Linked DNA regions of Mus musculus: all the other regions are linked to region 1. Evidence: chromatin loops called from intact Hi-C (ENCODE). Cell type or tissue: heart. All regions are shown on one strand.

Region 1 (8,000 bases):
AGACTTGGGTTTACGGCTTCAGGGGGCAAAGGTTGAGAGACAGTAACTAAATCCAGAGTAATTTCATTTAAAAAAGAGAGAGAGAGGGAGAGAGAGAGAGAGAGAGACTTTAGGATGAAATCCAAATATTTGTTTCTTTCCTTCCTTCCTTTCTTCTTCATCTTCCTCCTCCTCCTCCTCTTCCACCTTTTTCCCCTTTTGTGGGATTACTAGAGATGAAACCTAAGGTACCATACAAGTGATGCCCCACTGGGCTACTGAGAGTGTCTATCCAGTGAATACAAGGGGATACGTACATAAAGAGGGTTAAACAGGATCTTGCACTTGCAAGAACATGAAGCATGTTAGGGGAAACCAAAAGACTCAAGAGCCTGGACACCTTTAAGAGTTGGCTTCAAACTCTTAATGAAAACTCAGGAGTTTGTCAGCCACTAGCCCAAAGGCATAAAGGACAGAGTTCTACTGCCATGTCCTGAGTCCCTACCTGGAGAGTCCACTCAAGAATGCAGGCACGAGAATTTGTTCTTCTACCAGCAGGGTACCAGTTAAACCTCAGGACGTGGGAGATACTGCTAAGAGTCACACTACATTTAATGTCCGAACAGTGCTGGACCTCTGAACAGTGCTGTATTCTGAGACTGAAATCTTTATTCTACAAAGAAGCTCCTTAAACAGGGAGGTAAACAACTCAAAACAGCTTGGATATCCCTGAAACTAACCAGATTCACTGTGCCACTCCATGCAAAAGTAAACAAACAAACAAACAAACAAACAAAGCTGAGAGACCCACTCAGAAGAGCAGAGCTCAGCTGCAATGACAACTCAGGGACCAGCTGGATACCTGGAAGCAGAAAAAACCTGGAGGAGTTTTAGACAAACTGAGGCACCTAGAAAGGACACTGTCTACCTATTTAGCTGCCTGCGGTCTGTGCCATGTGCTCCAGGTCCCTAGCTTTGAGAGCTGGATAGGCTTTGGTGATGCAGATGTCTGAGTCATTTCTGGCTCCTTTAAGTAACCTTTCACCCATATTCCTTTAAGTAACCCCCCAAAAAGTCAGATTTCACCAAGTTTTGGCTTTTATGGTATTCACACTTAAGTCTGTTTTGAGTTCCCTATCTAAAGTGAGTAGACATGTATGTTATGTCTCCCCAGGGAAAGTTCTGTCACATAATGAATAGCACCATACTGAGGTACACTCAGAAGTCCTACTGTTTAAATACCTGTAACTAAAATAGCAAAACTGTCAGGCGGTGGTGGCGCACACCTTTAATCCCAGCTCTTGGGGAGGCAGAGGCAGGCAGATTTCTGAGTTCAAGGCCAGTCAGTGAGTTCCAGGACAGCCAGGGCTACACAGAGAAACCCTGTCTCTTAAAAACAAAAACAAAAACAAAAACAAAAACAAAAACAAAAAAAAGCAAAACTAGGCTGGCAAGATGGCTCATCAGAAAAAGCTGTTTGCCATCAAGCACTGGTGAACTGAGTTCAATCTACAAGACCCTGAAGAAGAATGCCAACTCCCAATATGCTGTCCTGTTACTTCCACTCGCTTACTTTGGCACATATGTGCACACATGCATGTGAACACATGCATATACACACACACACAATAAGTAAATGAAAATTTTAATAACTAAACTCCCTTAAAAGCTAAGAAACTGGACCACGAAGATCGGAAAGGAATGGAATCACTGAAAACCCAGAGTCTCTTAACAAACCTTAGGAACTATTCACTGCATCTCTCACACTAGGAGGGCCACTCCTAACTGCTGCCGTCTTCTTCAGGGTAAGAATACAAGTCTGATGGAGTGATAAGCCGCTTAGCAAGTTTACAATCAGTTTTTAAGCAGTAATCCCTCAGGGAAGTGAACATTCCTCCCTGATCCTTCTGAGGGCAAGGCAGTATCCGAAGCTTCTGCGTGGGAACTTTTTCAGGATTAAGGGGCAGCCAGCACTTTGGATTTATAGCATATCTTTTCTAGAAACAGACCAGAGGCATCAGTGAAATGCAGCTAGGGACCTTCCAGGTATTATTTGACAGTGATTACCTAAGCAGAGCTCACTCGAGGAAGACAAGACCACCAGAACCCTCAGCATTAAGTTGTTGCCACTAAACCACAGGTTTATGTTTGCCATGGGAAGGCTAACAGGATGGAACCACAAATCTTTAATGTAAGGTGATGACCATGGAGAGCGCCCTTGAAGCTGGCAAAAATGCCTGAGCCAGGAAGGATCTCCTCTGGAAAACGAGGGCAGCTATGAGGCATTCCCCAGCATCACTCCTGAACCACATGACTGCATTTTTCCATAAAAGGTGGGAGTTGTAATAGTAGTGTACTGAGCAGACACCAGCCCACTACAGCAGATGGAACCCACCAACTCATTTTACCAAACCTTCAAAAAGGTACACACAACTATCTCTCCTTGCCAAAACCAGGGCAGAGCTGACTGGGTGAGTCTAAGAAAGTTCACACGGGATTACTGATTGATTTCCTGAGGCCTAACTACAGATCAGTACCTGAAAACGAGAAACTGCCCTCAAAAACCTTCAGAGCTGGTTTTCCATACTGGAGCTACACAAACCACACTCTACACTTCTCACACACACACTACACCAAAATCCAAAAGCATAAGTTTATGAAAAGGGAAAAAAAAAGAACGAGAAGAAAAGACTCAGTAACCTAATCCAGCCAACACAGGGGCTCTTCCCAAAGGAAAAGCAGGCTGGAAACATTCCCAGCTTATGTACATAATTCACTAGGGCTCAGGTAAGATTCCATTTTGTAAGAGCTGAACTTTAAACACAAAGTCACCGGTGGTGCAACATTCACACACTAACACCAGCACCCCTAAATGAAAACCACTGCTACCTCTGCCACAGTGACAACCTCACAGTGAGAAGCTGCCGACCATGAACTCCTGCAAAGTTCTGTCAGGGCTCAGAAAAGCTCACCATCTATGACAACTTCAAGCTAGCTGTCACTCAGTGCTTTCTGCTCACGACAGACATGGCAAACACTGGCTTTTTTTTTTTTTTTCCTTAAGTAAATATAAAAGATGGGCCAAAGGATCAAGAGCAGGCAGTGTCTTTCAGGGCTGAGGAGATTTTCGTCGTGGACTGGGGGAGGGGAAGGAGCATTCTGGATGTTTCTATTCTTGGCAAGAAGAGCACCTCCTGGTCCTAACATCTAAAGACGCTAAGGCAGAAACGTTCTCAGGAAGTTAACTAGCCCGATGCTAAGGGGCTTCATCTTGGGGTGTGGTGGTGGGGAGCAAGGTGTGGAGGACAGAAAGGGATCAGAGGGCAGGCTGAATTCTAGAGCATAGAAAGATCCAGGAGAAGGACAAGCAAGAATGCATCGGGAAGGTGTGGACAGTTAGGAGAGGAGGAAGGTAGAGATGACTACGAAAAGGAGAGGATAGCTCCACTTTTTCCAAAGGAATTCCAAAGAAAGGTCCACCGAGACTGGTCAAGCTATGAAGGAATGAATGGCCACCGATGCTCTGGAGGCCCCACTGGGGCTCCCCATCCCCCACCCATCATCCCCCCCTCCCGCCTGTGGGCGTGTTCCCCGCTGTGCGGGTGTGCCGACCCTCCAAGACGCAGGCCACGACGCCAGCACTCACCCCACGACTCCCTGGTTGTAGTTCCGTCGCTTCCACGGGGTCCCGCTGTACACGCCCCCGCCGCCGTCCGCCCGTCCGCCTCCGGCCGCGCGCCCTCCGCTGGGCTGCAGCAGGCTGTAGTTGAGTCCGTAGGTGCTGGCCTTGTTGTCACGTTTCCTCTTGTTGCTGCTGCCCGAGGCCGGGTCGGTAGACTCGGAGGCGGGGAGTGCGGCCGCCGGTCGCGGGGACGAGGGAGCCGATGGGACCGGCGACGCCGAGGGGCCCGCCGATGCCCGCCGTGCCCAGGCCGCCGGCTGGTGGTGATTGTTGTTGTTGTTGGTCGTCTCCAGGGGCAGGAAGTCCCGCTGCTCCGCGGGCACGGCGAGGCCGCCCAGTGGGCGCTCCCCCGAGCGGAACATGCCGGCCGGGGCCGGGGCCGTGCCGCCGGGGCTGCCGGGGCCGCTGCCGCTCCCGCCGCTCGCGCTGCTCGCGCCGCTGCTGTGACAGTGGTGGTTGAAGTAGAGGTTCCTCAGCCCCTGGGTCGTCTCCCAGATCTGCATCCACAGACTATTGGACGGTCCGAGCTGCTCTGGCTGGAACCAGGCGATCCTCGGATCCATCAAACGGCGGCGGCCGCTGCCCCCGCCCCTCCCGGCCGCCCGCAGGGCCGCCGCCGCCGCCGCTGCCTCAGGCGCACGCCCGCCCTCGGCCGCCGCCGCCGCTGCCACCCGGGTTCCGCCACGGGCGGCGCGGTAGCGCAGGGAGCCTGGCCGGCGCCGGCGGCGTCGCTCCCGCCCTCGGGGCTCGCAGGCCCTCCCCCCTCCCTCCGCCCCTCCGCCGAGCCCCTGTCACCGGGGTTCCCGTGCAAATGGCGGCGGCGGATCCCGAGAAGGGCGAGCGGCGGCGGCGGTGGTGGCGGCGGCGGCAGCAGCAGCGGCGGCGGCGGCGGCAGCGGCGGCGGCAGCGGGACGCGCCTGCTCCGTAGCGTCCGTGCTGCTCGGCCCCGGGGCGGGGCCTCCGCCGGCTCCGCCCCTCGCTCCGCTCCGCCTGCCCCGCCGCCGCGCTCGCCCCGCCCCGTCCCTGCTGCCAGCCGTCCGCGGGTTCCCCGAGGCCGCACCGCGCGTCACAGAGGCCGCGGCAGGCTGCAGGCAGCGGGGCCGCAACCGCCTGGTCAACCGTCCCGCGCTAGCTTAGCTGGGGTCGCACGTACCTGGGCCTCCGGGCACCTCGGACGCGCGCGCCGCCGCAGGACTCTGTTGCCGCTCAAGCGCCGCCGAGGCACACGAGGCGGCTGCCGACTCCGCGGAAAGTGACTGGTTTGCGCCGCCCACCCCGCTCCGGACCGCCGGCTCCGCCCCTCGGTCCCGGCGCGGCCCCGGGGCTCCTGGCCGCGCGCCGCGCGAGCACGAGAAGGGCGGGCTTCCGCTCAAGGGCCGGGTTAGCACGCGGCTGCACGCGCATCTCGGTTCCGGAGCGGTCTCAGCGGCCTCTGGGTCGCGAGTGCTGGCACCGCTGCCCGGCTGGAGGGCCACACAGCGCGGCTGTTCCAAGGTGCACTTACGAGCTCAAAGCCCCTCAACTTTCATAACTAAGAATACTCGAAGCCTTTTAAACCTAAAATCACACTACCGTTGCGGTTAATGATCGTTTTTCATAGAATGCCCATTTGTGTAGCTTTCTTCTGGCGCGAAAAATAACCAAAAAGGGGGCAGGGGGTGGTTGTCAGTAATTAACATTATCCAGAAGACTAGAACACTTACTGTGCGCATGCTTCAAGCTCGCTGCAAATTCCAGAACCGAGTCCCTGACTGACACTTGAGTTTTGGCTCTGTGCCCAGTTCAATATCCTGGAAAGTTTGGGGTGGTGGTGATTGGTTTTGTTTATTTACTTATTTTGCAAAGGATTAAAAATCTGTTTGTCACAGAATGAATCATTGCTCTACGTTTTTTCTTAGGGGGAAAAAAAAAAAAAGAATACAATGACCACTGGCTGAGCTAATTGTAACTCTATTAGAGTGCTTGCTTAGCACACGAAATGCCCTGAGGTTGGTGCCAGACCCTCAGCAGGAAAGGAGAATCTCCGATTCATGGCCATCCATAGCTACATAACAACTTGAGACTCAAGCCCTCCTTTTCCGGACGGGGACACACACACACACACACACACACACACACACATGAAAGTGAAGACACACTATTAAATGTTTCCATTTCTTCCCCAAGTCTCTGTACAATACATGTCAAAATACAAGACATTCAGTTATTTTGCACTTTTCTGCAAATGTCATGTTATAAGTCACTGCCATTGGTATTTTTTTACATTTTTGTATATTTAATTTTTTTTCCATTACAATAGTACCTTAACAAAAGTTATTTGTTGTATGTGAGCTATTTTTTTTTCTTTCAGCAAATGTGAAGAACTACTAGAGGCTAGCAAAAATGATCAAATAAGATGATATACAAGAGCACTTTATAGGAGCTGGAGATGGCTCAACCTTTAAAGCCTCTAAGAGTACTGGCTGCTCTTCCAGGGGACCCAAGTTCAAATCCCGGCACTCACATGGCAACTCACAACTGTCCAGTTCCAGGGGATCTGACACACAACACAGACTTACATGCAAGCAAAACTCTAATGTACATAAAAATAAAAAATTGTAAAAGTACTTTATAAATTCAAATGTAAGCCGGGCATGGTAGCGCATGCCTTTAGTCCCAGCATTTGGGAGGCAGAGACAAGCAGATTTCTGAGTTCAAAGCCAGCCTGGTCTACAGAGTGATTTCCAGGACAGCCAGGGCTATACAGAGAAACCCTGTTGTCCCGTCCCCCCCCAAACAAACAAAAAAAAAAAACCCAAAAATCAAAAACAAAAATAAAATCAAATCAAATGTGGGTGAGCTACCACCCTCAGGGATATCATGCAGCAGCAAGGAATGCTGGCTGCCCAACCCTGCCCAGTCGGCCCAGTCCTGCCTGTAACTTAGCCACTCCTTCAAGCTGTCAGCAGATCCTGAGCTATCTATCCTCCACACAGAGCTAAGTTAAAGTGACCTTAGAGAAGTTAATCAACCAGGGTATTTGGCAGCTTTCCGTGAATTTACTGCCTGAATGAGGAGGCAAAGAGAGGTAAATATTCAAACTCAATCCATTCAATTAATTCAACAAATATGTCAAGAGGCAATTATATACCAGGTTCTGAGGATACAGCAAAGAACAATGTTGATAAGGTCCATGCCTTCATGGACCTTGTGTCCAGTGAGTGAAGCAAGCATATAATCCCACTCTGGTCAGTGCTAAGGGGAAAAAGCAGGCTAAAGGAATCCTATTTTTAGATGAGCTAAGCAGGGAAGGCTGCTCTGAGGTAGTGTTATTTGAGGAAGGACTTAGGTAAGAGACGAAGCCGTGATCATTTACAGAATGATTTCTTTGATGGAGTAGTAAGTCCAAAGGTCCTGAGGTAGAAATCTGATTTGTGTACAAAATAATAAAGTGATTTAATTAAATATTGAATGTGTGGCATAGACACTTAGAGTATATATTCTCAAAGATTCCTTAAAAAAATCATCTGACCCAGAGATAGCTTGTTAGGTAAAGTGCCTCCCATGTAAGCATGAAGACTTAAACACCCACATTAAAACAAAACAAAGCAAAACAAAACAAAACAAAACAAAACAAAACAAAAAAAGGAATAGTCAGGCAGTAGAGGCACACTTCTTTAATCCTAACACTCAACAGGCAGAGGCAGGTGGATCTGAGTTCAAGGCCAGCCTGGTCTACAAAGTGAGTTCCAGGACAGCCAGGACTATACAGAGAAACCCTGTCTCGAAAAAAAAAAAAAAAGAAAGAAAGAAAGAAAGAAAGAAAGAAAGAAAGAAAGAAAGAAAAAAGAAAGAAAAAAGAAAGAAAAGAAAGGAAAAGAAAAGAAAAGAAAAAACCTGTATAAGGCACAGCAAGGTCAACCTAGGCTTCTTGGCACCAGGCCCTGGTCAGAGGCTCTGTCTCTTTTTCTTTTCTTTTCTTTTTTTTTTTTTTTTTTTTTTTTTTTTTGGTTTTTCGAGACAGGGTTTCTCTGTCTAGCTCTGGCTGTCCTGGAACTCACTTTGTAGACCAGGCTGGCCTCGAACTCAGAAATCCTCCTGCCTCTGCCTCCCGAGTGCTGGGATTAAAGGCATGTGCCGCCACCACCTGGCCCATAATAATTGTCATTATGACTAAATCTATGGCGGTATATGATTAAATTACTCCTCTCTGGCTGACAGGGACTGTGAATGAGATGAGCAGTGTGAGTAGACCTCACCCAGTCTCACCAGCCATCGACTGAGTGCCTGAATAGGAAAAAAATAATAAGCTAAGGGAAAAGAGAGTCCCTCTCTGTGCCTAGTTGCTCCTGCTGGAACA
Region 2 (8,000 bases), 160 kb before region 1:
TTGGGAAGGCTGAGACCCCCTGCTTTAGAGGGTCCTGGGGACTTGAATTCACTACAGCAGAGTTCCTTTGCCCACACAGCCTGAGTCTTCAACCTCACAAAGAGGTTGTAGCACAAAGGCAACAGAGTCAAAGTTGGCTTCTGTGAAAACGTAGCTACCTTTACTAGAGGAGCCTCATTTTCCCGGGCCCAGTCCCAGATTTTCTTCCTTTTGGTCACCTGGTACCCAGGCTGGACCAAATCACCTACAAATTAGATGTCTCAAGTGAGCCAACCAACATCATCCACTGAGATTTTTCCGGGTGAAGCTGAGACCTTCCCCCCCCCCCCCCCGCTGTCAGGACACATAAAAATCCTAGCGACAGCTGGTGGTCATGTTTCCAACTATATGGGGTAGGAGTGGATAGAAGCTTGAGAAGGTGTGGTAGGGACCAATAGCACCAAATTCTTGTTTACCACTCTCCCCTTTGAGACAAGTAAACTGGTAAATCTCCTTTTTATTGACTTGAAATAATTCACATTGAGTCTGTCTTTCTTCCTTCCTTCCTTCCTTTCTTTCTTCCTTCCTTCCTTTCTCTCTCTCTCTCTCTCTCTCTCTCTCTCTCTCTCTCTCTCTCTCTTTTTCTTCTTGTTCCTTCTCCTCCTCTGCCTCCTCTTCTTCCTCTTCCTCCTCCCCCACATTTCCCTCCTCTTCCACTTCCTCCTCCTCCTCTTGGTTTATCGAGACAGGGCAACAGCCCTGACTGGCCTGGAACTCTTTGTAAGCCAAGCTGGTCTCAAACTCGCAAAGATCCTCTGCCTCTGCCTCTGCCTCTGCCTCTGCCTCTGCCTCTGCCTCTGCCTCTGCCTCTGCCTCTGCCTCTGCCTCTGCCTCTGCCTCTGCCTCTGCCTCTGCCTCTGCCTCTGCCTCTGCCTCTGCCTCTGCCTCTGCCTCTGCCTCTGCCTCTGCCTCTGCCTCTGCCTCTGCCTCTGCCTTCCCCTGCCCCTGCCTCCCAAGTACTGGATTAAACATGAGAGCCTTATGCCCAGCTCAAATTCAGTTTCCTATCACTTGCAAATGGCAGGGTCCTAAAATATCATCCTATCATCTCAACACTGGAATTCAAGGCTAAGCTACAGGTCTAGGGGTAGCTCGGCACTACCTAAAATGTGGCGGTAAAGGGACTCTGGCCAGCTCGAGTGTGGCAAGCATGGCTCTAACAGGCCCTGTCCTTCTCCCCATTCCCTCTACCTTGCTCAAAACCATTAGATTAAATATATAAAGCTAGCCACCAAGGTCTATTCCCTTGTTTGGCTAATTCCTCCTCCTGAGATTGCCTACCAAGGTCCAGCTATCAAAGTATTGAAGTCCAGCCATCAAAAGCCCCCTTTGGCTCACCTAATTAACATGCACAATCAAAATTAAACACCTCATCTTAACACACAGTTTTCTCCTTTTACCTAAGAGCACTGTCTGTCTCCTTTGTATCCAGAGGCAGTCCTTTGTCAAGGGCAAATACCCCTTACTCCTCTCCCTTGTTCCTGTCCCCTTCTCCGTGTCCTCTATCTCCTGTCTTTGTCTCTCAGTCCCTGACCTTTGTACCTCTAAAGCAAGTAAATCTTTGTGCTGAGAATTTGGCCTTGGAGTGTCTTGAGCTGACTTCGAGGTTCCCTACAGGGGTTTACACACCTAGCATACCACACACAAAGATAAACAACAAACCTTCCAGGAAAAAGCCATCCAAGAGTCCAACTTGTTGTTGGTTTTTGTTGTTGTTGTTGTTTTAATTTATGTGTGTGCGTGTGGCTGCATGGATCTATGTGCACTAAATGAACACAGGTGCCTAAAGAGCCAGGAGACACCCTGAAATTGGAATTACAGGTGCTGTGAGCTGGTGGATGGGGGTAAGTACTGGGAACCGAACCCAGGTCTTCTGGAAGAGCAGCAAGTGTTCTTAACTCCTGCATCTTCTCTCCACTCTCAAGTCCACTTCTGAGTACAGTAGAAAGGATCGGTTAGATTCTTTCTTGAGGAAAAAATGAGATTTTTATAAAATGTATAGGCCACTAGAAGGCTAAAAGTGCAGTAAAGACACTTTGCACTGTGTGTACTAACTAATGAAAAGGATTGTGACTCCAGTTCAAGCCTGGATTTGAATACTGATTCTACATCTGACCCCTATCTTATTTCTTTGGGCATCCATTTCCTCCTCTATAAAATGGGAATATGAATATTACCTGCTCTTGCTATTTTGTAAAGTTGTCTCACACACACACACACAGAGAGAGAGAGAGAGAGCGTGCACTTTATTTCCCTAGACATCTCTGCACATGCAACAGTGAGCTCTATTTTTAGATAGCATGTTACTATGTAGCCCTGGCTAGTCTGGGATTCAGTCCTCCTGCCTCAACCTGAGGGCCGGGATAGGCCAGCACAGCCATGCATGCATGCACCATCACACCCAGCACAAGCAGATCTTAACGTGGCCCATCTGGGTAAGTGCCAGTAGACAAAATTGTCAGTGAGCCACTGCCCAGAAGGGCTGGGCATCCAGAGATAAGAGAACAGGAACGGCACTGATGGGGGTGAGAAGCAGACAAAACAGCAGGCAGCCTGTGCCTCCCTGGGGAGCCAATAGCTGCAACCCCACCACCTTTTCGGAGGCAAGTTCTAGCTAATTTCTAGACCCTTAGCTTCCTTTTCTTTCCAGTTACTTTAGCATATAAATTGTTTTTTAAACCACAAAGAAAAGCATAAAAGTAAAAGAATCCACCCCTATACCGTCCTGGTCACCTGAAATAAAGTAAGCAGTACTGTTTCCAGCCTTTGAATCCAGACCACACCTTCACTTCCGGTCTCACTTTTGAACAACACTGCTGCACACTTGGTGCGTTTCATTTAGTTAACATCTTGGAGGCTTTATTCTATCATGAACAAGCCTTTGTTTTTGTTTTGTTTTGGTTTTTTTCTGTATGCATTTATTTATTTGTGCAAGAATATATATAAATGTAAACATTAGAGGACAACTTTCAGGAGTCGATTCTCTCCTTCATGTGGAACCTGGAGAGCGAACGGAGATCGTTAGGCTTGGCAGGACCCATATTCTTGGGTCTGCCCGATCCTGTACAGATGGAGTTCAATAATATTGCTAAAGACAAGAAACAAAAGCCAAGGAAAGTTAAAAGGATTCAGGAAAGCAGGGAAGAGCGTCGGGGATGGAAAAAGAAAGTCAAGACAGGCCCCGCCTCTGAGCCCGCCCCCCAGCCGCAGCCCCGCCCTCCACCACAGGCTGCAGCGCCGCCTCCGGCCGCCAGGGGCCGCCACGCGCCGCAGACCGCATCCCGTCCGCTCGGCGGCCTCTCTTTCCCGCTGGTTTGCCGGCCTCTCGCCCTCTCGCCACTGGTGTCGCGCTTCGGTCGCGTCCCGCGCGTGGTTTTTTTTTTTTCTCGTGAGGGACCTCGCGCCGCCGGGCGCGTGCCGTCCCCCTGCCTCGCGGCGCGGGCTCTCGCGGGCCCCGCTCCCGCCCTCCGCTCGCCTGGCCCGGACCGGAAGCGGCGCCGCACGGCCTGGGCCTGGCGCGGGGGGCGGGCTCTGGGGCCCGGTCGGACATGGGCAAGAAGCACAAGAAGCACAAGTCGGACCGCCACTTCTACGAGGGTGAGGAGCGGCTGGCCTGCCTGCGGAGCCGCGCCGTCCCCTGCCCGCAAGGCCCCGACCCGCGGAGATCGCCCCCGGCGGGGCGGCGTTCGACTCGGGCCTGCCGGTCCCGGCGGGGGTTCGTGGGGCGCTGGGAGGTGGGGCGCCCGCCCTCGGCCGGCCCCGGCTCAGCCCCGCGTCCTGCTCTTGTTTCAGAGTACGTGGAGAAGCCCCTGAAGCTGGTCCTCAAAGTCGGGGGGAGCGAGGTCACCGAGCTCTCCACGGGCAGCTCCGGGCACGACTCCAGCCTCTTCGAAGACAGAAGCGACCATGACAAACACAAGGACAGAAAACGGAAAAAGAGGAAGAAAGGCGAGAAGCAGGCTCCGGGGGAAGAGAAGGGGAGAAAACGGAGAAGAGTCAAGGTAAAGGGGGCTTTGTTGCTTATGGCCCCGGGCTCCAGTTCCCAGCCTCCTTAGCCTGTTCCAGTGCGACACCCAGACGTCTGGGAAGTCTGGCTTTGTGGAGGAGTGAGACAGACCAGAAGCCTGGGTCACCTGGGCGCTCAGCAAGTCTTGTCCCAAGTGTCCTCTCGAGCACCCGTGCTGTCCCCACACATCCTGTAAGCAGCCGAGTCCTGGTCTTCCGTGACTCCTTCAAAGGCTGTTTTTTTTATAATTGTCTTGGAAGGGTGAGAAGTCACTCACCGGAAAGCCTGGGAGGTTTGTCAAACGTAGCTGTTCTTCAGAAGTGAAGGCGATCTACAGGTGTCCCAAGTGTTCTCCTGAAATAAGTTATTTTAATGACAAATGGAGCTGGCGCGGCGTGATGGCACGTGCCTGTGATCTCAGCGCGCAGGAGACTGCGGCCAACCTGTGCTGCTTAATACAAAATAAGCAACCGTTTTCATTAACTAGAAAAGAGTAAGTAGCTAATGTCTTGATTTGCCAGGTAGGTTGAATAGTGCGGGTTAACTTTCTTCTCAAAGGTGAGTCCACCCATATCTGGAATTGCCCTAGAATTCTGCCCTTCCAAAATGTTAGCTGCCTGCCCTCAAGTGCTTACTAAAATGCGTTAGTACTTTTTGAAAGTCATCCTTTCTGAGGCTTAGTTTTAGAGTTTTTCTTTGCTTTATACAGTCATTGATGAGTGGCCAAGCCTTAGAGATTGTCTCTTTAAAATGTCTTAAATTATTGGGGGGGGGGGGAGGAATGTTTTAAATTTATTCTTTTTTGCCCAGAATTTTATGACCTTTAGCTTGACTATGGCAATAGTCACAGTCTTGGGTCAGGCTGGCTTATATTTTCATTTCCTAAATTACAAAAGCACACAGGCATGAGTCTTTGTTTTAACTGAGAGTTTTGAAAGTGAACATGTAAATTGTTTTACCTATGAGTTCGACAAGGCTTGTCTTGATTATATTCGTGGGTATTTGGGCATCAGGTATGCAGCTGGCCTAGAACTCAGTGTATGTCCGTCATTCTGGTTTTCCTTTTGCTGGGATTATGCATGTGGGCCACCATCGCTGGCTGAGAAGCCTAAGAAAAACTTTGAACAGGTAGATTTTGGTATGCTTTTCATATTTAAAAATCCTTGCCCTTGGGTAGACTTCTCATACAGATACAGAGTTTGAGTCAGAACAGAAATTTAAATTGAAAGATATTTTCTCTCAGAATTTTAAAATTTAGGACATGGGGTTAAGTGCATGTAGGTACTTGTGGAGCCCAGAAGGGGGTGTCAAATTCCTTAGAGCTGGAGTTACAGGCAGCTGTAAGCTGTCCAATGTAGGCACCAATTCAGCAGACTTTATGTCTTTTCTGGCTGCTGGTCAGCGCCCTGATTTAGCCTGTGACCAGCATTTGCTTTCTTGGAACTTTGGGATTGCCTCTCTCCTGCATCGTCACTTTACAGTAGATGCTGTGCTTTCAACTCAGGTGTTTAGTGACTGGAGTACCTCTCTGATCACTTTCTTCCCTCTAATGTTTTTATTCTCTGTCTTAGTTTTTTGTGTTGTTTAGGAGAGAACTCAACTTTATCTTCTGAGCTCAAGAATGTACATCTTAAAAGTTTCCAGGTCACGTGGGTGTTGCTTTGGTGGTCACTGCTTGGCAGTCTGTTCTCAGGCTCTACTTTGTACCTTTAGGTCAGTAACTCTGGGGTTCCTGACCAGCCAGCCACCTGGTCCCCAGCCTGTGGTCTCAACCCCTTTTGGGGTAGAGTGACCCTTTCACAGAGGTCACCTAGCAGTAACAGCAAAGTTACAGTTACGAAGTAGCAACAAAATAATTTCAGTGGCTGGGGTCAGCACAGTATGAGGAACTGTGCTGGGGTCACTGGAAGGTTGAGAAGCACAGGTCTAGAAAGCATCAGTGTCTTATTACTCCACATTTTTATAGCAACTTGTTCATACATTTAAATTTTGCCCATTAGAGAGACTTATCTTTCAAATCTTTATTTTATTTTTTAATGTGGATGGGTGTTTTGCTGTGTGTACATCCGTATGCCACTGAATGCCTGGTGCCCATTAGAAGTGAAAAGAAGGCCTTAAATCCTATGGTTCTGGAGTTGTGAGCCACTCTGTGAATCAAACCCAGGTCCTCTAGGAGAGCAGCCAGTCCTCTTAATTGCTGCTGGACCTCTCTAGCCCTGCCCTTTAGTTTTGAAGCTCATCAGTCCTGAGTTTGGGAGCCTGTGCTAGGTTTCACATCCTCTCTGTGATGTCTTTTTCGTCTTTACATGGATTTGTAAACATTTATCTACTGCTGGTCTCCCTTTCATGAGTGTTTGTGTCTCACATTCTTCATCCCAGCATGTAGTTTAGCTTTACTGGTTTCATTGCAGCACCGAGTTTATAAATAAAATTTCAGATTTGGACTGGAGAGCTGTTAAGAGGCACTTGCTCTTCAAAGGGACCTGTGCTCTGTTCCCAGCCCTCATCGCATGCAGCTCACAACCGCCTCTAACTCCAGTTCCAGGATTTCTGATGCCCTCTTCTGGCCTTCAGTGCACTGCATCCATGTGGTGTCCATGCACATACCTAGGCACATACATACATACATACATACATACGTACATACATACATCTTTAAGTCAAATTTATGGGGAAAACTCCTACTCCTGAGTCTCAGAATTCTTTATCTGAAGGTCCCAGGTTTTGCTTTGTACATTTACTTTCCTGGGAGTTTCTGTGTGTGGCCGGTGTCTAGATTTATTGTCTGTCTGTCTGTCCTGCTTGTCTGTCCCTGTGTCCACGCTGTCTCACGGTCACACTATGAAGATGTTTAGTGCTGTTAAGGTTTACTGTCATTTATAGCTTTGGCTTCCTTGCTTGTTTCTGTGACTGTGGCACTGGAGATCAGGCCTTTGCCATCCTTTCTGCTGTTGGGCAAATGCTTTTCCATTCTCCTTGTCTCACTGTGACCTTCTTCAAAACTGTTGTGTTTTTAGTCATTCACTCCTCAGGAAAAAGGGAATAATTGGTTTTTCAGATTTTGTGGAGAACGGCTTTACAGTTCTGAGTGGTGTTACTTGGAATTTGATGGCTGTGGAGAGAACTAACAAGTATATCTCCTTGTTCAGGTTTTCTGCTATTTATTGGCTCACTAATATTTTATGATTTTCCCTAGAAGGGACTCTTTTAGGTTTGCTTGAAGAATATTGTGTTTGTGAATAGTATTATTTTTCTAATCAGTTATTTCTGTCATAAGGAAATACGCTTATTTTCCTTGATGAACATGTTCACTTTATCCAGTAGATGGCAGCAAAATACATTACGTTTTCTTAATTTAGAATTTATTCTTTTCAGTGATTATTTTTCTCCTTTGAAACTAAAATGATATGTATTTAAAAATGTTGATTATGAAATATTTCTAAGTTGCTTCCCTTTGTTCTATTTAGGAGGATAAAAAGAAGCGGGATCGAGACCGTGCAGAGAATGAGGTGGACAGAGATCTCCAGTGTCATGTCCCTATAAGATTAGACTTACCTCCTGAGAAGCCTCTTACAAGCTCGTTAGCCAAACAAGAAGGTTGGGATTACTCCGAGCTGTCTGTCTGAGTGAGGAGGAGGAGGGGGAGAAAGGGCCTGAGCATTAGCTTGACTCACAACTTAAAGACTTGTAATGAGTTTATTATAAGTTCTCTTATTTCTCCTGCTGCATGAGAGCTCTTAAGTTAGCTTTGGTGTTGAGTTGGTATTCTCAGCCTTCAACACTTGTGTGATAAATTGAATTCCTGAGTGAAGTATTTAGTAAGAATAGATGAGTTATATAAATGGAAAACTGAAGTGCTAGATTATGCCCTTTTTTTGACACATGTTTCCTGTTTGCTTTAGAAGTAGAACAGACACCCCTTCAGGAAGCTTTGAATCAGCTCATGAGACAATTG
Region 3 (8,000 bases), 82 kb after region 1:
GGAAGAGCAGTCAGTACTCTTAACCACTGAGCCCCCAAAAAGATTTATTATTTTAAATTATGTATATTTGTATGTGTGTGTTCATAGGGGTTTGTGTACATGTCTGCAGAATCTAAAAGATGGTGTCAGATAGCCTGGAGCTGGAATTACAGGTGGCTGATGTAAATGCTGGGACCCGAACACTGTCCTCTATAAGATCAGTATGCACTTTGAACCACCAAGCCACCACTTCAGCTCCAAAATATGAGTTTTCTTAACAAAATTGTATTTCGATAGCTTGTAGGCAAATTGTGTGTTGCTTAGGGAGTTTCTTATGTGTGTGTGTACATGTTCATGTATGTATTTACACTGTGCATGTGTGCGCACAGCCAAAAGTCAATGTATAACTTAATTTATGAAACAGAATAGCTCACTGAATCTAGAGTGATTCACACAGTACTAAAATTTTTATCATGTTTTTAATGAAAGTTACAGCCGGGCGTGGTGTCGCACGCCTTTAATCCCAGCACTTGGGAGGCAGAGGCAGGCGGATTTCTGAGTTCGAGGCCAGCCTGGTCTACAAAGTGAGCTCCAGGACAGCCAGAGCTATACTGAGAAACCCTGTCTTGAAAAACCAAAAAATAAAAAAAGAAAGTTACAACTTTTTTTTTTTTGGTTTTGGTTTTTTGGTTTGTTTGTTTTTTTATTTTTATTTATTTATTTATTTATTTATTTATTTTTATTTTTCGAGACAGGGCTTCTCTGTATAGCCTTGGTTGTCCTGAAACTCACTCTGTAGACCAGGCTGGCCTCAAACTCAGAAATCTTTCAGCCGGGTGGTGCTGGGATTAAAGGCGTGTGCCACCACCACCCAGCTGAAAGTTACAACTTTTAATTAAAAATATGTCTCTTAAGGCTGGAGAAATGGCTCAACCGGCTGCTCTTCTACAAGTCCCATGTTCAATTCCCAGCACCCACATGACAACTTACAACCCTCTATAACTCCAGTCCTAGAGAATCTTTTGGGGACTGCACATATGTAGTATACAAACATATGTGCAGGCAAAACACCCATACATAAAATAAAAAAAAAATATTATTGGAGGTGGGGTTGGAGAGATAGCTCAAAAGTTAAGAGCACTTGTTCTTGCAGAGAACCTGGGTTCAGTCCCCAGCACCCACACAATAGCTTATAATCACTAGCAACTCCTGTTGCAGGATATAAGGTACCCTCTTCTGGACTCTGCAGGCAACAGGCATGCACTTAAAATTAAAAAATATGTATTTTCATAAAAAATAACAATTCAACCATATAAAATAGTCTCTCCTTTTAGGGTAGCCAGTTATAATTTCCTTTTTCTTTAAAAAATTATTTAGTGTGTGTGTGTAGCTGCATGGTATATATAGGCATGCATGTCATAGCACAGCACAAATGTGAAGGTCAGAAGAGAAGTTTGTGGAGTCTGCCCTCTCCTTCCCCTTTAAATGGCTTCTGAAGATGCAACTGAGGGATATAGGCTTGAACGGCATACACCAGAGCTATCTTGCCAGCTCATAATTTTCTTAAGTACTTCTGTGTAATACGTTGTCAACAGCACTAAGTAATACATTTAAAAGTTGTCTAGCCAGGCTTGGTGGCTCACGCCTTTAATCCCAGCACTCAGGAGGCAGAGGCAGAGGCAGGTGGATTTCTGAGTTCGAGGCCAGCCTGGTCTACAGAGCGAGTTCCAGGACAGCCAGGGCTATACAGAGAAACCCTGTCTGGAAAAACAACAACAACAACAACAACAAAAAACAAAAACAAAAACAAAAAAAGTTGTCTAAACTCAGAAATCTTATAGCTTAGTAAAACAAGGATTTACTAGTCAAAAGTTTTAAAGAAAGGGAGTCGTTCCTACTTAGGAATAAAGCTATCAACCACACTTTATTTTCCCTTAGAAAGCATTCAGCAACTTACTTCTCCAACGTCCAGTGGCAGGTTGCAAGCAATGAATATATTCAGTAAGTCTTCTTTCGAAAGCCTTGAGATCTAGGTAAAGAGAATTCAGTTCTCTATCTGCTCTTTCTAGTCCGAAATGAAATTTGATAAAATGAAATTTTAGATCGACAAACTCCAACAGGTCTTGCACATCAAATTACTTGTGTCACGCACCGTTTGCTTATATAATAACAATTTTAAGTACACAACAAAAACATCATTTTTCGTTCATCCCAATTTCTGGAAACCAGTTGGTCTACTTTTAGAAGCTTGAAAACTGGTATGCTGGAAGACCAGCAGCAACTTCAGCCAAGAGTCAAAAGCTAAAACTGGGGGGTGCGGTGGAGGGTGTTTACAAATAAATGGACCAAACTCCAGCTTAATTCTAATTCTGTGGAACCAAGAACTTCCTGTTGAAACATCAAAATCCATGAGGTCTAATTGACTGCAATTATCCGATTCCGGCCCTAGCTCTTATCATTAATTGATGGCTATGTAGTATGGGCTTACTAGACTTCCATACACAGATAACGGGCTGTACAAACATACTCCCTTATCCTCCTAGGAATGGGTCGCCGGTGAACGTCCGGCCAGCAGCAGCGCCTACGCCTTGTGCTGTGGCAGAGCGTACCTCTGAATGAAGTAGGGTGTTATTCCCACAGAGGTGTTTTTTAAAAAATCAAAATAAAACAAAACTTTGAAAGGCCAAGAGTACATCTAAATTCCGGCAATTACAGAAGCCAAGGAAGAAATTAGGGTTACGGTTCGTTAGGTTGTCAAACAGAAAATGAATTCGCACTCTATAACTCGCAAGGGCTCGTCACTGAGACGGGGGGGCCCCCGAGCCCCTGCGGGGGGGGAAGGCGGCACCCCTCGGCGGCCGTGCGCCCCGCGTCCCCGCCACGCCGCCCTCGCGACCTCCTCAGCCTCGGGACGGGACCCGGCGGAAGACACACTCTACCTTCCGCTTGTTCCAGCGAGTTCATGTCGGGCGGCAGCTCCGGTCACCGCCACGGCCCGGTCCTCATCGCAGCCCGCCCTCCCCGCCCCGCCGACAGCGCCAACTCCCACCTCTAACCGCTCCCTTCAGCCCCTCCGTTTGGCACCGCCCATTTTCTAGAAACGTTGAGTTTATTGGGTAGCTCATCCAGACCCCTCAACTAAACTAGTTTTCTATTGGCTAATTTCAGCAAACGCCTTCGGGAACCCAGCGCTAGATGTTCAACTGGAAGGGCCGAGAATAGCGAGCAGCTAGGCTGATATAGCCATGGCGCCGCCTCCTGCCTCGGGGAGGAACTGAATTCTGTCCAAGCATACTTTATTTTTAAGCTTGGTTGCTTTCTTAGTTCTTAAAACAATGATTGAGCGCCCACTAACTTCTGGGCAGTATTTTGGTTGCTAAGGAGAGACCACCAATCTATCCCTGCCCTCAAGGAACTAAAGAGAAACTGAGATATGTTCAGCAGTAAGTACTAGAAGCGCCCCCAAGCAGATTTCCTTGATTTTGATTTCTCTTCTTTAGATATCCAATTCCTTAAGGAAGGATTTCTTTCTTGGTTATTTTCTCCTCATGTCGTCCAATATAGTCATAAAGAATGCACAAAGTGCCGGGCGGTGGTGGCGCATACCTTTAATCCCAGCACTTGGGAGGCAGAGGCAGGTGGATTTCTGAGTTCGAAGCTAGCCTGGTCTACAGAGTGAGTTCCAGGACAGCCAGGGCTAAGAGAAACCCTGTCTCGAAAAACAAACAAACAAAAAAAAAAAAACCAAAAAAACAAAAACAAAAACCAAAAAACAACAACAAAAAACAAAACAAAACAAAAAAAGAATGCACAAAGTATGTCTTTGTAAGTATAACAAAAATATGTACAGGGTTAGCAAAATTAACATTTGATTAAAATGACCTGTTATTTCTGTTTATTTCCTGGTGGTCATTGATTCATTCAAGAGGTATTTATTGCATGACATGCTACGCATTGTATTTGTCCCATATTACATTATATTTATGACCACGGTAGATAAGATTGCATTCCTCACAGTGAAAGGTTTCAGGGAGCAATAAACATAAAAGTAGGCAACTGATTTCAGATAACAGTAGCTCTATGGAAAAAGCAACCAATATTAAAGACAGGAGGAAGGAGGTCCAGAAGTGTTGCAAGGAAGTTTGAGCTGAGAGGCCCAAGAAGACGGAAAGGATCCAGCCACACAGATCAGGGCTGAGAAGGTCTTTGAGCAACACCGCCATGTTCCCAAAATTGATACATTGTGTGTTTTACTAATCAACCTTTGCCCTAACTCACTTATCAGCTCCTGACTCCTTTGTTTTATAGACTCCTCTACCCTAGTAGCACTTTCTAAACTTTCCCATTAAGGAGCCTTCTCTGGTCCAAACCCTTTACATGCATTATCTCATTTAAACTTTTACGATGACTTGTTTGTTTTAGAGATGGAGTTTTTCTCTGTAGATTAAGCTGGTCATGAACTTGCTACAAAGGTCCATTCTGGCTTCAAACTTGCAGTCCTCCTGCTTAAGCCTTTCAAGTATTCAGGTGTGAGTTGCCAAGCCTGACTTAAAGATGTGTGTGTGTGTGTGTGTGTGTGTGTGTGTTATGTTTTTTTCCAAACAAGGTTTCTCTGTATAGCAACCTTGACTGTCCTGGAACTCACTTTGTAGAGTAAGCTAGCCTAGAACTCAGAGACCTACCTGCAGTGCTGGGATTAAAAGCATGGTACCATCATGCCCAGCTTCGAGATGAATTTTTAATGTTATGGATCAAAACCTATGAGTTATAAAATATACTTATTAGATGATGACATCTTGATGTTTTGAGCCAGGGTCAGACATATTCCTGGCTGTTTTGTAACTCTCTATGTTGACCAGGTAGGTTTTGAGTTCACAGAGATTTTCTTGCCTTTGCTGGGATTAAAGGAATGCTACACTACACCCTTGCCCATAGCCATTACTTTTTTTTTTTTTTTTTTTTTTTTTTTTGAGACAGGGTTTCTCTGTGTAGCCCTGGCTGTCCTGGAACTCAGAAATCCACCTGCCTCTGCCTCCCAAGTGCTTAAAGTAATTAAAGGCGTGCGCCACCACCACCCGGCGCCATTTCTTTTAAGAACAGAGGCAGCTGAGTGTGGTGGTACAAACGTTAAGTCCCAGCACTCAGGAGGCAGAGGCAGGCAGATTTACCCAGGGAGCTCCAGGCTAGCAAGACTACACAGTGAACTCTGTCTTTTTGGTTTTTGTTTTTTCTTCAAGACAGGGTTTCTCTGTGTAGCCTTGGCTGTCTAGAATCTTGCTCTATAGATCAGACTGGTCCAGATCTGTCCCCCAACCCCCTGCTATCCGACTTTTGCACATCCCATACCTCCTCCCCACCCCTCACTGGCTGTTCTTGCAAAGGACCCAGGTTCAATTCCCAGCACTCACATGGCGGCTAATAAGTGTCTGTAACTCCAAATCCAGGCGTCTAATGCCGTCTTCTGTCCTTGAAAGGTACCAGGCACACAAGTGGTTTAAAAACTTATATTCTAAAAAACTCCTGGAACAACTAGAAGTGGATAAATTCCTAGACACTTATAATCTACAAAAATTAAAACCATACAAATAATTTAAATAGATCCATAACAAGCAAGGAGATGGAAGCAGTAATCAAAAGTCTCCCTGCATGGAAAAGGCCGTGACCACAGGAGTTCACGGCCAAATTGTACCGAACCTTTAAAGAAGATCTAACAACGAACGAAGCTCCTCAAACGGTTTCATGAGCCAGGAATGAAAGGAAGCCTCCCAGCCACATTCTGTAGAGCCACGATACCCAAGTGCATGCTCCATAACGCAGGAATGGAAAGAACCCTCCCAAACGCACCCTACAGGGCCGGCATTACCATAATACCCGACATATAAGGACATGACAAAGAAGAAAATGATAGAGCTGTTTCCTTAATGAATTCAGGCATGACAATTCTCAGTAAGATCCTGGCAAACCAAATTCAAGACACCAAGTTGGTTTCATTCCAGAGATGCAGCGATACTCTGACGTACAATAGTCAAGTCAGTAAGTGTAAGTTGGCACATAAATCTTATTCAGGACAGAAAAAAAAAAAAAACAAAACATGTTCAAGTTAGTCATGATGGTGCACATGTTTGATCACAGCACTTGGTGGATGCAGGAGAATCTGGAGTTTAATGATATCTTCAACTATATAGACAATGTGAGGCCAGCTTTGGTATGTGAGATCCTGTTTCAAAAAAAAAAAATACAGAAAAAAAATCAGAAAGAAATCAATAGGATCATTTCAATTGATACAGGAAAGTTCAGATCACTTTATGATAAAATCTGTGAGAAAATGAGGAATTGGAGGAATGTATTTACTGTGTGGCAGATCTTTCCTGGGAAGAACCAAGACTAGAGTGATAAAAAGCTTAGAAGACTCCCTAAAAGACAAAAATTTTAGATTCAACAAATAGAATCATTCCACAACAAAGGCCTTTTTGTACAATGGATGTATGGTACAATGGCTGTATGGTGGCCCTGGTACATTCCTTCTCAAATAAGGTTACCTTCATCATTGGTACATAGTCAGGGGTGTTTTCTAGTAGACCTAAAGATAGAAATGTATTAGAGTTATTATGAAATCATATTATTAAGCAAGAAGTTAGTAGTAAGGTAGAGAACGCTCCAGTGACATATTTCTAGTCACCCAAGAAAGGAAACTCACATCAGAGCAAAGTAATGATTGTCCAACTTGGTACCAAAGGGTCTTTTATTGGGATTACTAACAGAAGTGCAAGTGAGGGACCCTTCTAGGAGTAAGGATGGCTCAAAGCAGCAGCCACATTGCTGAAAAACCCACCCCGGTCCAGGTGAAGACTCACAAACTTTCAGTGAGTGCTAAAGCTGTCTGCAGAGCTGTGGAGCTCGAAGGCCACTCTGAGGAAGAAATGCAAGTGGCCAGTAAGTAGTTGAAAATATGGTTCCATGTTCTTACCCAGCAGGGAAATACAAATTAGAACTAATTTGGAATTCTATTTCACTCCAGTCAGAATGGTGGCTATCATCAAGAAACACATGTGACAACACATGGAAAGGAAATTATAAATTCTAGTCAGCCCATATAGAAGACACACAATCCTTCGGGTACTTTACTTACAAGCTGGAAGCCTAGATTGGGCATTTGGTAACTACTCTAACTTACATTCCTGGTCACTTGCTGTTTCTTTTGGCTGTGTGGTCCATCTCCTCTCAAGGTGGCTTTTTCTTCTCTTCTGTGTTCTTTCTTCCCTCCTTGTCTCTACCTGGCACCCTCAGCCAGGTAACCGGAAACCCTCCTGTTGCGTGGAATTCCTTAATCAGCTCTATGCTCCCAGCCACCGGCCAGAGCCCTCTGGATTTGCACCAGCTTAGTTTTGATATACCTTGACTAGCTCAATGGTTGGTCACTTCTAAAACTCCCCACAGCCAGCAAACACTCCCCTCCAGCATTCCTGAATTAATACCTCATAAATCTGTATTTTATCTTTGTTGCCCTGGCTCCTTCTGGGTGGCCCCCTATCTCTGCTGCCAAGACATTACTAGGCAGCCCTTCCAGGAACCACTTTCCTTCTTGTACCTACATTTCAACTGTTACTCCCTCCTGTTCCTTTCCTGCATCCATATGGCCTGCCCCCTCTCATGGTGGACCCTCTCTTTCTCCTTTCTTCCCCAAGGGAACCCAGAAGTCCCGCCTCTTTCATCCTGCCCAGCCATTGGCCATTGGCTCTGTATTAATCAATCAAAAACCAATGGGGACAGGGATCTTCGATGTTTGGACACTCAGATTCCCAATTTGGGGGCCGAATTAAGACAAAGCATTAAAGCCAGTTCCCAAACACTCTCCTACCTCTATTGCCCAACCACAGGGCTTAGCCTTTCATAGACCAATTAACTTGGAGGACAAGATTCACACAACAAAAGCTGGTGTATGTGAGCATTTCCTTGTTGGAGGCAACCAGATCTTGGGGACCAGTATTTAGCACTCGAATGCATAGCAGCACCAGACCAAC

The links. Peaks named below come from ENCODE experiments on the same cell type or tissue, not always from the same donor. Only the 100,000 strongest peaks of a DNase experiment are listed, where the experiment ranks them.
Region 2: a loop joins it to region 1, with 2.7 times the contacts of the local background. A loop is called at or near these places in 4 of 42 quality-filtered maps.
Region 3: it touches region 1 in a loop (9-fold over the local background); 3 of 42 quality-filtered maps call a loop at or near these places.

Annotation. Positions count from the first base shown.
Region 1 is chr8:88,196,128-88,204,127 of GRCm38, reverse strand. It overlaps Tent4b (terminal nucleotidyltransferase 4B), which reads right to left and starts at 4,246. Exons shown (of 12, transcript NM_001372333.1): 1 at 3,626-4,246. The coding sequence starts at 4,224. In heart, no CTCF peak of the experiment used is centred here; DNase peaks (open chromatin) are centred at 3,227, 3,907, 4,977 and 6,597; H3K4me3 peaks cover 3,401 bases; H3K27ac peaks cover 3,179 bases.
Region 2 is chr8:88,357,542-88,365,541 of GRCm38, reverse strand. It overlaps Brd7 (bromodomain containing 7), which reads left to right and starts at 3,370. Exons shown (of 17, transcript NM_012047.3): 1 at 3,370-3,636; 2 at 3,832-4,040; 3 at 7,513-7,642; 4 at 7,948-8,000. The coding sequence starts at 3,588. In heart, CTCF peaks have their summits at 3,296 (motif pointing right), 5,340 (motif pointing right) and 7,370 (motif pointing right); DNase peaks (open chromatin) are centred at 2,481, 3,341 and 3,571; H3K4me3 peaks cover 3,143 bases; H3K27ac peaks cover 2,072 bases.
Region 3 is chr8:88,113,788-88,121,787 of GRCm38, reverse strand. Cnep1r1 (CTD nuclear envelope phosphatase 1 regulatory subunit 1) reads right to left here and starts at 3,029. Exons shown (of 6, transcript NM_029074.3): 1 at 2,919-3,029; 2 at 1,937-2,008. The coding sequence starts at 2,943. Gm2716 (predicted gene 2716) reads left to right here and starts at 3,181. Exons shown (of 8, transcript NR_151771.1): 1 at 3,181-3,422. In heart, CTCF peaks have their summits at 3,021 and 3,222; a DNase peak (open chromatin) is centred at 3,107; H3K4me3 peaks cover 1,985 bases; H3K27ac peaks cover 1,064 bases.